2 separate regions of the Homo sapiens genome follow, and region 1 is linked to region 2. Evidence: chromatin contacts called from ENCODE Hi-C or POLR2A ChIA-PET data. All regions are on one chromosome and are shown on one strand. Each heading gives the region's core, a stretch centred on a gene start or an enhancer-like site at or near the end of the contact. The rest is flanking DNA. Distances are from core to core; before and after follow the strand shown. Region 1 overlaps PELP1 (proline, glutamate and leucine rich protein 1). Region 2 holds the start of C1QBP (complement C1q binding protein).

The links. Hi-C counts contacts between places; a loop is a spot of excess contacts on that map. ChIA-PET counts read pairs that join two places held with the same protein, here RNA polymerase II (POLR2A). Pooled maps may share reads with other maps.
Region 1: a loop to region 2 is called in a pooled map, with 4 times the contacts of the local background. The contact joins the enhancer-like site here to the promoter of C1QBP in region 2. A Hi-C loop is called at or near these places in 1 of 50 pooled maps. POLR2A ChIA-PET finds 5 or more read pairs at or near these places in 3 of 52 experiments (GM10248, H1 and activated B cell).

Annotation. Positions count from the first base shown.
Region 1 is chr17:4,695,205-4,702,624 of GRCh38, reverse strand. The region is part of intron 1 of PELP1 (proline, glutamate and leucine rich protein 1); the gene reads left to right. Among named protein-coding and RNA genes, the nearest start is that of PELP1, 5.2 kb to the left of the region's middle. RefSeq lists enhancers at 4,103-4,272, 5,181-5,350, 5,980-6,049, 7,243-7,412. Within about 2 kb of position 6,089, at least 4 of the 41 ENCODE cell types and tissues checked have a DNase peak (open chromatin) inside an H3K27ac peak, as active enhancers do.
Region 2 is chr17:5,435,129-5,441,623 of GRCh38, reverse strand. It overlaps C1QBP (complement C1q binding protein), which reads left to right and starts at 2,469. Exons shown (of 6, transcript NM_001212.4): 1 at 2,469-2,782; 2 at 3,351-3,501. The coding sequence starts at 2,551. It overlaps DHX33 (DEAH-box helicase 33), which reads left to right. Exons shown (of 12, transcript NM_020162.4): 12 at 1-707. RefSeq lists an enhancer at 2,073-2,252 and silencers at 2,312-2,494, 2,473-2,642, 2,753-2,802.

The DNA.
Region 1 (7,420 bases), core at 4,840-7,339, 740 kb after region 2:
TTAACATTACTCTGCATAATTGAGGGTGACAAAACTATATCTCTGCTATCTCAGCCCAATATCAGAGGCTGGAGCTGATTATGTATTTTCTCTTGTCTCTAAATTCCCCTCTTCTAATTTATGTGGTTTTCATCAGTCAGTTATATTACAGTGGGGTTTTTCTGTTTTCTTTATCTCACAATAGTCCCAGAATTATTATTATTTTTGAGACAAGGTCTTACTCTGTCACCCAGGTTGGAGTGCAGTGGCATGATCTTGGCTCACTGCAACCTCCATTTCCCAGCCTCAAGGGATCCTCCCACCTCAGCCTCCAGAGTAGCTGGGACCACAGGCATGCGCCACCATGCCCGGCTAATTTTTGTATTTTTGGTAGAGACGGGGTTTTGCCATGTTGCCCAGGCTGGTCTCAAAGTCCCGAGTTCAGGCGATTCACTTGCCTTGGCTTCCCAAAGTGCTGGAATTACAGGCACGGGCCACCATGCCTTGCCCCCCAGAAATTTTTTTTATAAGTATTTGTGAAATATTACCTATCCCGCCTATAAATGTGTGATTTCTTTCATCATCTCTTTCAGGACTTCCTCTCCTCCCTCAAAGTCAACTACATGAACTTAACGTCTTGCTTATTTTTCTTACATGTCTGAAGTCTAGTAGAATTTTGAGTAAAGAAGCTAAGAGTGATGTGGGAAACTAGGGCCGCCCTTTAATATTTCCTGTGCTACTTGTTTAGATACATCCTGCCTTGAATTTTTTTTCTACTTGTGTCCTTTGAATTGGGATTATGTGGAGGATTTCCTTTCCTTCCCCAAAGGTTTCATTCAACAAACATTTATTGAGTATCTGTTATGTTTTACGTACTGTTCCTCGTCTCTAGGTAGATAAATAAGACATGGTCCTTTCCCTCAGAGAATTTCTAGTCTAGTTAAGATGAGAAATGAAAGTCAGCAATAGACCTGGAGCTTGCGAGCAAGGGGGATCCACTGTTTGATCATCCACCTACCAACATGGCTTTTCCGCAGGTACTGCAAGCTCAGTAGTTCCAAAATGGAATGATCCTAGCACAGTGCTCCATATCTAGCTTGGAGTATATTATAGCAACAATCTTCTAACGGGTCTCCTTACCTTCAGTCTTGCCCTCTGTAATCCGTTCCCCACACAGTAGCTGGAGTGAGCTTTCTAAAGTAAAATTCTGATCCTGTTTGCAGCTTTTAAAAATCCTTCAGCCTCTGGGTGTTCTTTCCTCAGAGGCTTTGTACTTACTCTTCTCTTGGAATCCCTCCCTGTGCAGTGCCCCCACCCCCCCAACTCTCATCCTCCTTCCCAGTCTTCTCAATTCTTTGCTTATTTGTCACTGCCTTTGGGATATATTTCTTGGCCACCTATGATTGACTGCTCTTTATCCTACTGTCTGTTTATTTATTTCACATATACTTATAACCTCTCTCCCCTACATTCAGCAAGTCTTTGATTTGTTCTTGTATGTAATTAATAAAACTTATATAAAATTTCAGACATAAATAGTATTTTCCCCACCCCACCCTATGCTGCCCCCATCACTCAAATTTAACAGTGAACGTTTGCCAATGTTATTTCATTCCTCCCATAGCTTGGCTTTTTTTTTTTTTTTTTTTTTTTAGTGGAACTTTGCTTTTTCTTTCTTTCTCTTTTTCTTTTCTTTTCTTTTCTTTTTTTTTTTTTTGAGATAGGGCCTTACTCTAACTCAGGCTGGAGTGCAGTGGCCAGATTATGGCTCACTGCGGCCTTGGCCTCAACCTCCCAGGTTCAAGTAATCCTTCCACCTCAGCCTCCCGAGTAGCTGGGACTACAGGTGTGCCACCACCCCTGGCTAATTTAAAAATTTTTTTTGTAGACATGGGGGCTTTATATGTTGTCCAGGCTGGTCTTGAACTCCTGAACTCAAGTGATACTCCCGCCTTGGCCCCCCAAAATCCTGGGATTACAGAGGTGAACCACCGTGCTCAGCTTGGTGGACCATTTTAAAGCAAATCCCAAATGTCATTTATCCTGTATATTCTTTTGAAGGACAAAAACAGTGTCTTGTTCTGTCTTCTACGTAGGCCTCAGCCTCCTGAGTAGCTGGGATTACAGGCACCTGCCACCATACCCAGCTAATTTTGTATTTTTAGTAGAGACGGAGTTTCACCATGTTGGTCAGGCTGGTCTCGAACTTCTGACCTCAAGTTATCCTCCCCACTCGACCTCCCAAAGTGCTGAGAATACAGGCATGAGCCACCACATCCGGCCACTTTTTGTCGTATTTTAGAGTGTACTCCTACTTAAATAAAAAAATCTTCCTGCCTCAGCCTCCCAAAATGTTGGGATTACAGGGATGAGCCACTGCACCTGGCCTCTCTTTTTGTTGGATCATTTTCATCAGCATACAGGCTCAAAACTTCATCCTCGGCCAGGCGTGATGGCTCACGCCTGTAATCCCAGCACTTTGGGAGGCCAAGGTGGGTGGATCACAAGGTCAGGAGTTTAAGACCAGCCTGGCCAAGATGGTGACCCCGTCTGTATTAAAAATACAAAAATTAGCCAGGCGCAGTGGCAGGCATCTGTAATCCTGTAATCCCAGCCATTCAGGAGGCTGAGGCAGGAGAATCGCTTGAACTCGGGGCAGAGGTTGCAGTGAGCCGAGATCGCGCCTCTGCACTCTAGCCTGGGTGATAGAGTGAAACTCTGTCTCAAAAAAAAAAAAAAAAAAAAAAATCACCCTCTAGGGCTGGGTGCAGTGACTCACATCTGTAATCCCAGCACTTTGGGAGGCTGAGATGGGTAGATCATTTGATGCCAGGAGTTCGAGACCAGCCTGACCAACATGGCGAAACCTCATCTTTACTAAAAATGCAAAAATTAGCTGGGCGTGGTGACGCATGCCTGTAATCCCAGCTAATCAGGAGACTGAGGCAGGAGAATTGCTTGAGCCTGGGAGGCAGACATTGCAGTGAGCCGAGATTGCGCCTGCGAACTCTGGCCTGGGCAACAGAGGGAGACTTTGTCTCAAAAAACAAACAAATCACCCTCTAGCTACTGCCTCATTTGCCATTTGTGTACTTCCTTTTATGGCAAAAACTCCTTGAAAGTGTTATCTGTACTTTTTGTCTCTCCTTCTTCTTCTTTTAGCGTTACTTTGAAATAACTGAAAATTTACAGAAAAGTTGGAACAATATTTGAAAGAATTTCAATATATACCCTTCTCCTAGATTCTCCATTTTTTTTTTCTTTTTGAGATGGAGTCTTGCTTTGTTGCCCAGGCTGGAGTGCAGTGGTGCGATTTTGGCTCACTGCAAGCTCTGCCTCCCGGGTTCACGTCATTCTCCTGTCTCAGCCTCCCAAAGTAGCTGGGACTACAGTTGCCCACCACCATGCCCGGCTATTTTTTTGTATTTTTAGTGGAGACGGGGTTTCACCGTGTTAGCCAGGACGGTCTCAATCTCCTGACCTCGTGATCCGCCCGCCTCGGCACTCGAAGTGCTGGGATTACAGGCCTGAGCCACCGCACCTGGCTGGATTCTTCAGTTTTTAAATGCATATTTATGTTATTCTGATAATGACAGATCTCCTAAACTATCATTCTGAGAATAACATAAATGCACATTTGAAAACTGGAGAATTCTGGGTGAAGAGGATACAGGAATTCTTTCAGATATTTTTTCTGGGTCCATTTAGGAGTAAGTTGCAGATATGTCCTTTTACTTTGACATATTTTAGTGTGTATTTCCTTAAAAACAAGGACATTCTCTTACATAATCATACTCTATCATCATGATCAGAGAATTAATATTGGTACAATAAATTATTTAACCTACAGATCTTTTTTAAGTTTTGCCATCAGTTCTCCTAAAGGCATCCATTATAACAACAACAACAACAACAACATTTCTAGTCCAGGATTTAATGCAGGATCACATGTTGCATTTAGTTGTTTTTTTTGTTGTTGTTTGTTTTGCCTTGTTTTTTTTTTTTTGAGACAATCTCAGTCTGTTGCCTAGGCTGGAGTGCCGTGGCATGATCTTGGCTCACTGGAACCTCCGCCCCCTGGGTTTAAGCGATTCTCCTGCCTCAGCCTCCCAAGTAGCTGGGATTACAAGCGCCTGCTACCATGCCTGGCTAATTTTTTTTCTTTTTTTTTTTTTAGTAGCGATGGGGTTTCGCCATGTTGGCCAGGCTGGTCTCGAACTCCTGACCTCAGATCATCCACCCGCGTTGTCCTCCCGAAGTGCTGGCGTGAGCCACCGCGCCCAGCTTGCTTTTAGTTATAATGTCTCTTTAGTATTCTTTAATCTGAAATAGTTCTTCAGCCTTTGTCTTATGATCTTGATATTTTTAAAGAGTACAGAATAGTTATTTCGTAGGATGCCCCTCAGGTTAGGATCTAATCATGAGGAAACAGCAGACAAATTAAACTGGAGATTTGTGCGTTTTCAGCAAGAATACTGCAGAAGTCGTCCAGGTGCAGTGGCTCATGCCTGTTATCCCAGCATGAGATTCAGAGGCTTAGTGGGAGGCCGAAGTGGGAGGATCACTGAGTGCAGGAGTTCAAGACTAGCTTGGGCAACATGGCAAGACCCTATCTCTACAAAAAAAAAAAAAAAAAACCTTGCAGAAATGATGTGTCATTCTTGGTGCATCACATCAGGAGCACGTATTCTAGGTTAAGCAGGTCTCTGCCAGATTTCTTCACTGTTATAAAGGTATGATTTTTTTTTTTTCCATTTGTAGTTAAGTGTCTTGGGGGGAGATAATGTGAATGTCTTAGGTCTTGTCAACCTTTCACCCACTCATTTTAACATCTATTAAAGGTTCTTCCCTGAATGAATTATTACTATGATGGTTGTTCCGTTGAACTCATTACATTCAGGCTTTTAGCCTAAATGCTGCCGAAACAACCCTTTGCTGGGTGAAATGGTAACTCTTGAAGATCACTGGTGTCCATCAAGACATTAAGTTCAAAGGTCAATTTGGGTCATCATATTTGACTTATCGCTACCATTTGATACAGTTAATTATACTTTCCTATTTAAAAAACTGTCTTCACTTGACTTCTGGGATATCTCTCCCCTGTCTTTTTGTTTTTGTTTGTTTGTTTCATTGAGACAGGGTCTCGCTGTGTTGCCCAGGCTGGAGTGCAGTGGCGCGATCATAGCTTACTGCATCCTTGATCTTCCAGGCTGAGGCAGTCCGCCCTGCTCAGCCTTCTGGGTAGCTGGGACCACAGGTGTGTGCCCCCACACCCAGCTAATCTGTTTGATTTTTAGTAGAAACAAGGTCTCGCTATGTTGCTGAGGCTGGTCTTGAACTCTTGAGCTCAAGCAGTCTTCCCACTTTAGCCTCCTAAAGTACTGGGATTATAGGCGTTAGTCACCCTCCCAGCCCCTCTCCTCTCCTCTCGATTCTCCTGTTATCACACTGGTTACTCCTTTCCAGTAAAGACTGATCCCTCCTCACCTCTGTGACCTCTGAAGGTTTGAGTGCCTACAACCCAGGCCTTGCACTGTTTCTCTTCTCTTTACTCTTATTCCCTTGGTGAACTGATCCAGTCTCAAGGCCCACACCTCTTGAGTTTACATCTCCAGCCAGAAGTTCTCTTCACACTTGTCTAGCCGGTGCCTATTTGGCATCTCCGTTTTCATGTTAAATACACATCACAGATTGAACAGATCTGAAACTGAGCTCCCTATTGTCACCCCAAAACCTGCTCCTCCTGCATTAGTTCCCTTCTCGGTGAATGGCAGCTTCATCTTTCTAGTTGTTCAGCAAAAAACCTTGGCATTATCTTGGACCCTTCTTTTTATTTTCCACCCATATCCAGTTTGACGGCACATCCCGTTGGCTCTACCTTCACAGTACTTCCTGATTTTGACTGCTTTGTATCGCCACAGTTACCACATTCTTCAAGCTGCATCATCATTTGTCTGGAATATTACAGTAACCTTCTACCTCATCTGTTTGCTTCTGCCTTCTCAACAAGACAACACAAATGCTGTTGATTAAAAACAAAGCAAAACAAAAAGCAAACCAGAAGTCAGATATTGTCACTCCTGTGCGCAATTTCTCTCTCCCCCTCGTGGCTTTTATCTTACTCAGGGTGAAAGTCGGTAATCACCTATATGTCTCTGCACAGTCTGGTCCCACTCCCTTAACCTTCATCATTGGTTACTCCTCTCCACCTTGCTCACTTTTCTCCATCAACAATTTGTCTCCTTGTTGTTCTTTGGAAATAACGAAGTATGCTCTCATCTCATAGTCTTCGCTCTTTTTATTTTTCTTTTTTGAGACAGGATGTTGCTTTGCTGTTCAGGCTGGAGTGTAGTGGTGGCGATCATGGCTCACTGCAGTCTTGACCTCCCGGGGTCAAGCAGCCCTCCCACCTTAGCCTCCCAAGTAGCTGTGACCACAGGTGCCCTCCACCATGTTCGGCTAATTTTTAAAAATTCTTTGTGGAGAATGGGGGTCTCCCTCGGTTGCACAGGCTGATCTTGACCTCCTGGGCTCAAGCCATCCTCCTGCCTTGGCCTCCCAGTGTTGGGATTACAGTCATGAGCCCCTTGCCCAGCCTGTTTTTTTTTTTTTTCTTTTCCTGGAACACTCTTTTTTTTATGGTTATCAGTATGCCTTTTTATAAAAACAGCTTTACTGCGGGGGTTCATGGTGGTTCACTCCTGTAATCCCAGCACTTTCGGAGGCCAAGGTGGGCGGATCACCTGAGGTCAGGAGTTGGAGACCAGCCTGACCAATATGGTGAAACCACACCACCACGTCTGGCTAATTTTTGTATTTTTAGTAGATTTTTAGATGTTTAGTTTCGCCACGTTGGCAAGGCTGTTCTCAAACTCCTAACCTCAAATGATCTGCCCACCTTGGCCTCCCCAAGTGCTGGGATTACAGGCGTGAATCACTGCCCCCTGCCAGATTTTTTTTTTTTTTTTTTTTTTTTTTAAGAGAGAGGGTCTCACTCTTTTGCCCAGGCTGGAGTATAGTAGTGTGTTCATAGCTCACTGCAGCCTTGAACGCCTGGATTCAAGCGATCCTTCTGCCTCAGCCTCCCGAGTAGCTGGGACTGCAGGTGCATGCCATTGCACCTGGCTAATTTTTAAAAATTTTTGTAGAGATGGTGTCTCTCTGTGTTGCCCAGGCTGGTATGGAACTCCTGGCCTCAAGTGATTCGCCTGCCTTGGTTTCCCAGAATTTTGGGATTATAGGCCACCGTGCCTGGCCAAAACAGCTTTATTGAGAAATAATTCACAAACCATACAATTTAGCCATTTTATTTATTTATTTTTTCCAGACGGAGTCTCACTCTGTTGCCGAGGCTGGAGTGCAGTGGCGTGATCTCGGCTCACTGCGACCTCTGCCTCCCGGGTTCAAGCGATTCTCCTGCCTCAGCCTCCCTAGTAGTTGG
Region 2 (6,495 bases), core at 1,220-3,719:
ACTGCTACAAAGAAATACATCGTTGTTTATATTGAGCTGCAGGAGATAGTACACTTTAAACTTAAGAAAGTTAAATGTTTCACAATAACATTGCAATATAATCTTCAGCTACTCTCTTTCCATTGGTAAAATCTCTGATGGTGTGATAACTCTTTGCCAACCTACGAAACCCATATCTGGAAGAATCACCAGCTCCCGTGAGCAGCTTCATGTAAATAGATGCACTCCAAGCAGATTGCATGCCTCAGGTGTTTGTCTTCTAGTAATCATGGAGTGTGCAACACCCAGAGTAACACTACAAGGGGCAGGACTGCAAACAGCAGGTCCTGGCTAAAAACCCTTAATGCTGCATTGCTGCCAGTTGTAAAGAGATGCCTGAATGGAGGCAAGTTCTGCCCTGTGGGTGAAACTGATGATGTACTGTACTGTCATATATAAATCCACTAAATCCAGCTACCAGGAACTGCCTGGAACTGTGGCCATGCATTTTTTTTTTTCTTTAAAGACCAGTGTGATAGTAGGCCATGCATCTGAGATACGATATTCCTTGGTAACTAGAGGGAGAAAAAAAAATCAAGTAGGTTCAGGCTTATGTTGTATTTTGAGAGTCTGGTTTTATTTGAACAGAAATAACTCTACAGAAAGCTCTTGTAAATAATGCTCAAATTTGCACCCGACGATCAAATCCATTAAAAATGAATCTTGTATATGATGTGTGTGGCTTGTTTCTTGCATCTCTTTTCCATTATTCATAGAAAATTATTTAGAAAATATTAAGTGTTAGTCTTACCATGAGTTAGTAAGACATACCTTCTTAGTAGCTTATATGTCCTGTATATCCTGGGAAGGTAGGATTGTTGATTTTTAATAAATCTGAACCCTGTCTTTGGGTTATATTAATTTACTGGAGAAACTCACAGAACTCAGGGAAACACATTTACCGGTTTCATACAAAAGATATGACCAAGGATACAGATAAGGAGATGAGCAGGGTGGGGAATGGGGAAGAAGCTCCCAGCCTCCATGCCGTCCCTGGACCACCACCCTCCAGGAACCTCCATGTATTTAGCTATCAGAGGCTCTCCAAACCCTGTCCTCGGGTTTTTATGGAAGCCTCTGGACTTATCTAAATGATATAAGCTGGCTTCTTGTCCCCAGAAAAATGATGTTCCATTAGAACTTGGATGCAAGGTTGGAGGTGCAGAGAGGGAAGGTCACAAAAATTAATCATGGATCCTGCCCTTGAGGATGTCACAGTCTGGTTGGGTTTAACCTGGTTAAAGCAGCAACGCTAGGAGGTTCCTGTTGAAAAGAGAATGAAGCATATGGGCTGGGTGCGCACAAGCATGAGTTCCGAGCCGGTGGAAAAAAAGGTTCTAGAAGGCCTCTTTCAGGAAAACCCTCAGACTTTCCTTTGCTCTCACAACACAACAATCAACACAGAAGACTTATGTGGCCAAAGGTTTGGGTTTTTCCCCTCCACACTAAGCAGCAGACACCAGCTGGGTGTCCTCCAATTCAATCCCAACAGTATCTACCTGGAGATAGTGTCAGATCCCATAGGTTGAGGGCTCAGTCCCCAAGACCGCCCCCACCTTCAGACAGCAATGGCAAGTCTGGGCCTCTGAAACTTCCGACCAACCCGCTTCAAGTTGGGGTTCCCACGACCCCCCTCTTTGGATTATGTTAACTCACTGGAGCAGTTCACAGAACTCAGGGAAACACATTCACCGGTTTCATATAAAGGATATGACCAAGGATACAGATGAGATGAGCAGGGTGGGGAATGGGGAAGAAGCTCCGAGGTTCCTTGCCTACCCTGGGCCACCACCCTCCAGGAACCTCTACGTATTCAGCTGTCAGAGGCTCTGCAAACCCTCTCCTCTTGGGTTTTTATGGAAGCTTCTGGACATCAGCATCCCTTCCCCCAGGGTATATGGTGGGACCTTCTCTGGGAAGGGACTTAAGACCCATAATCAGAAATGTGGAAGGAGATTAGAGTCCTGCTTTGGGGCAGGTAAAAGGAGGGCAGGAGAAGGGGAGAGTCTGTTTCCTGAGGCCTAACACACCCAACATTATCACAGAACATTGTAACAAGGGCTATAGGAGTTACGACCCAGGAACTGTGGATGAAAACCAATACATATATATATCATAACACCACAGCCTCCTAGAGGAAAGTGACCGTGGAAGGGTCTGGTGAGAGCTGGCGGGAGACAAGAGTGCATTCCACGCAGCCCAAAAGCCTTGCGTGCTTTGAGAACAGCAGGTGGAAAGTGGGTAAGCGGCCACTAGAGGGAATTAAACAGCTTCGGACAGCGGACTCGGCAGCGCAGCAAGAAAGCTCCGGAATCCGGATTCGAGGCTTCCCGGGCTGCACCGGAGTCTCCAGCAGAGGGCGCGATTCCGCCCGCTGGCCTTAGGTCGTCAGAGCGCCGGCGCGGGAAGCGCTTCCGGGCAGGGGCGGGGCTTCCGGCGGCGCCTCAGGTCGCGGGGCGCCTAGGCCTGGGTTGTCCTTTGCATCTGCACGTGTTCGCAGTCGTTTCCGCGATGCTGCCTCTGCTGCGCTGCGTGCCCCGTGTGCTGGGCTCCTCCGTCGCCGGCCTCCGCGCTGCCGCGCCCGCCTCGCCTTTCCGGCAGCTCCTGCAGCCGGCACCCCGGCTGTGCACCCGGCCCTTCGGGCTGCTCAGCGTGCGCGCAGGTTCCGAGCGGCGGCCGGGCCTCCTGCGGCCTCGCGGACCCTGCGCCTGTGGCTGTGGCTGCGGCTCGCTGCACACCGACGGTGAGGTTTAGCGGGCCGGGGGTGTGGTTTGCGTTCAACAGAGGGAAAACGTAGACCAGGAATAGGGCCTGCAACCGACCTCTGAGGTCTGGGACATTTTTCCATTGATTGGCAACCAGCGGGCTAAACCCACGTATGATCATATTTCCCCCACCTCCCCTATCCAGCAGTTTCGTTTTCTTTTGGTAGGGGGTGAATAAAATTAAATACTAGGGTACCTTTTTCCTTAGTCTTATTCTATCGAAAGTGGACCTTTGGGAAGGCCCATGGTCGTGGTTGAAAATAGCATAGTTATATCGTTTGGCAAGTGGAAGAGGATTGGAAATTCTCCTGGTTTATAGCGGAAAGTGGTAATGCGTTCATTGTTGGAAATCACTTTTCCAGAATCAGGCTCAGCTTCCTACTACTATTATGGTATTTTTACCGATAAGGAAACAGGCTTCTAGAGTAACCGTAATAGCAGAGAGATTAGAAACAGTCCAGGTTTCTGGCTGCAATAACCTGGGTAATAGTTTTATGTTTTAGACTAACTGGCTTTCCTTTTTATGTATCTGGATTTCTTTTCTAGGAGACAAAGCTTTTGTTGATTTCCTGAGTGATGAAATTAAGGAGGAAAGAAAAATTCAGAAGCATAAAACCCTCCCTAAGATGTCTGGAGGTTGGGAGCTGGAACTGAATGGGACAGAAGCGAAATTAGTGCGGAAAGTTGCCGGGGAAAAGTAAGTACTGGTCTGGGGATCCCAGGGCAGCAACTCCCTTAACCTTGCAGGACCCATCCTGGGTCATCCCCAGAAGAGCCTTGAGTTCAGGTGTGGATACTTTGATAAATGGGTTTCAAGAGAGTGAAGGATTCATTTGGACAACTTCGTAAGCCCCAGGCAGTCCATTCACCGAACACAAATTTGCTGTGGGCTGGTTACTAAGGAGACAAAAATGTAGTGCAAAAAAGTACTGGCAGAATCAGTTTGATCTCTGATTTACAGCCCTGATAAAATAGGACACTGCTCTCTAATGTTTAGTATGGGTGAAAATGAAAAATATGTAACTTCTATGTAACAGGATGGGGTTACACTGTAGTAAGGGCTGCCATCAGAGGTGGGGAGTTTGTGACCTAAGTCAGCTCCCCCATCATCTCCTAAACTGTTAAAGTGTTTACACTTTTCTGCATTATAGTCATCCATAATCTCATTACACAGATAAACATTTGGCATCTTCCAGGTTTTTAAATTGAGCCTGGGCGCGGTGGCTCACACCCATAATCCCAGCACTTTGGGACGGGCAGATCATGAGGTCAGGAGAAAATCCTGGCTAACACTAAAACCCTGGCTCTAGTAAAAATTAACCGGGTATGGTGGCACGTGCCTGTAGTCCCAGCTACTCGGGAGGCTGAGGCAGGGGAATCGCTTGAACCTGGGAGGTGGAGGTTGCAGTGAGTCGAGATCGCGCCACCGCGCTCCAGCCTGGGCAACAGAGCAAGACGCCATCTCAATAATAAATAAATAAATTGAATTTCCTTCATAATTGACCTTATGATGTGTATGTAATTTTTTTAAATCACAGCTTTTATGAGATTTAATTGAGATGGCATACGATTTACCCATTTATTGAAGTTTATTAAATTAAGTGGTTCTTAGTCCTCGCAGAATTATGCATCAGTTATCACTACCTAATTCTAGAACACTGTTGTCATCCCCAAACAATACCTATTAGCAGTCACTCATTATTCCTCCCTGTAGCCACCCCAGGTAATCACTAAGCTACTTTCTCTATGGGATTGCCTCTTTTGGACATTTCATATAAATGGAGTCATACAATTTGTAGCTTCCCCCCCCAACCCCACGGAGTCTTGCTCTGTCACCCAGGATGGAGTGCAGTGGTGCGATCTTGGCTCACTGCAACCTCTGCCTCCCAGGTTCTGACAATTCTCCTGCCTCAGCCTCCTTAGCTGGGATTACAGGCGTGCGTCCGGTTAATTTTTGTATTTTTAGTAGAGACAGGGTTTCACCGTGTTGGCCAGGCTGGTCTCAAAGTCCTGACCTCGTGATCCGCCCGCCTTGGCCTCCCAAAGTGCTGGGATTTCAGGTGTGAGCCACCCTGCCCACCCTATTTACCTTTTTAATTGTTGGGTTGTAAAAGTTAAGTTTTTCTGGGTACAACTATCTTATCAAATTAATGATTTGTAAGTACTGTTTCCCATCTTGTGGGTTTCCTTTTCACTTTCTTGGTAATGTCCTCTGACACAAAAGTTTTTAATTTTGAGGAAGTTCAGTTTACCTATTTTTTTGGTCGCTTGTGCTTTTTTATTTATTTTTTACTTTGCTTCTAATTCACCAAGTGCAACTTGTGCTTTTTTAGTGTCACGTCTAAGAAACCACTGCCTAACCCAAGGTTGTGAAGATGTATGCCTTAATTTTTTCAAAGTTTTCTAGTTTTAGCTCTTAGTTTAGGTCTGTGATTCATTTTGAATATGGTGTGAAGTAGGGTCCTGATTCTCTTGCCTGTTGCATAGTGTGTTTTTGCCCTACACAGGTCAATTGTGTCTTCTGTAATCTCACCTAAACACCATTTGCGCAAGGTTTTCATAGCTATTTGGGGGCCATTAAAAATAATGCTCTGATGAACGTCATTCAATTTCTGTGCCCAGGAGCTCAGCTTAGTCAGCACAGTTGGAATTAGACAGATTTTGTCAACCTCAGACTGCCTCTGTTGCCATGGAAAGGTGGCTTCCTGGCAGAGCAGCTAGTTAGCACAAGTGGAGGGCGGCACTTCATGTACTCTTTTTTTTTTTTTTTTTTTTCTGACAGAGTCTTGCTGTGTCTCCAGGCTGGAGAGCAGTGGCGTGATCTCGGCTCACTGCAACCTCCACCTCCCAGGTTCAAGCAATTCTCCTGCCTCAGCCTCCTGAGTAGCTGGGATTACAGGCGCGTACCACCACGCCCAGCTAATTTTTTTTTTTTTTTTTTTTTTGTATTTTTTAGTAGAGATGGAGTTTCATCGTGTTGGCCAGGATGGTCTCGATCTCTTGACCTCGTGATCTGCCCACCTCGGCCTCCCAAAGTGCTGGGATTACAGGCGTGAGCCACTGCGCCCAGCCTTCATGTACTCTTGTGTGGAATGGTGCCTGCCAGAGTTGCATAGCCCAGCAGTTTTGGTTCTAAACCTTATGTCCCAAGAATTTTGACTCAAACTTTGGAACATGATTTGTCAGGTGTGGATTCTTGCACCTTAAAATTGTCACTAGTTGGTGTGTCTGGCCTGCTTTGTGATTATGAAACTTCCCACAAGTACTCTAAGGGATGAGTCTCTACTACAGCCCTTGTTCTTTGTGAGGCATTCCCTTCCCCGTTCCAGGGCTGCTCTCGGTGTTTAGCAGAGGCACCCTCCATCGCTTCTTCCTTTCCTTGCAGGGCAAATTTTCTGACGGGGAAAGTCTCTTAAAGGGGCTTCTGTTCCATCTCACCAGCCTCTCAGGTCCTTACTTTGACCAAGGGTTCCCTGGAAAGACCAGGGTGGGCAGTGTCAGCTGGCTGTGGCCATGAGATGCCCAGTCAGCACATGGCAGTGAGCCCTGGGGTACTGGCCCTGTTGGGAGTAACCCATGCATGACTTGTTTGGCTGAGATAAACTGAGGCCAGCTTTGGCTTCCAGCAGCTGGTACATGGTAGGCACACTTCAGACCTGCTGAGTCACTCAGGATTGGATGTAGGCACCCA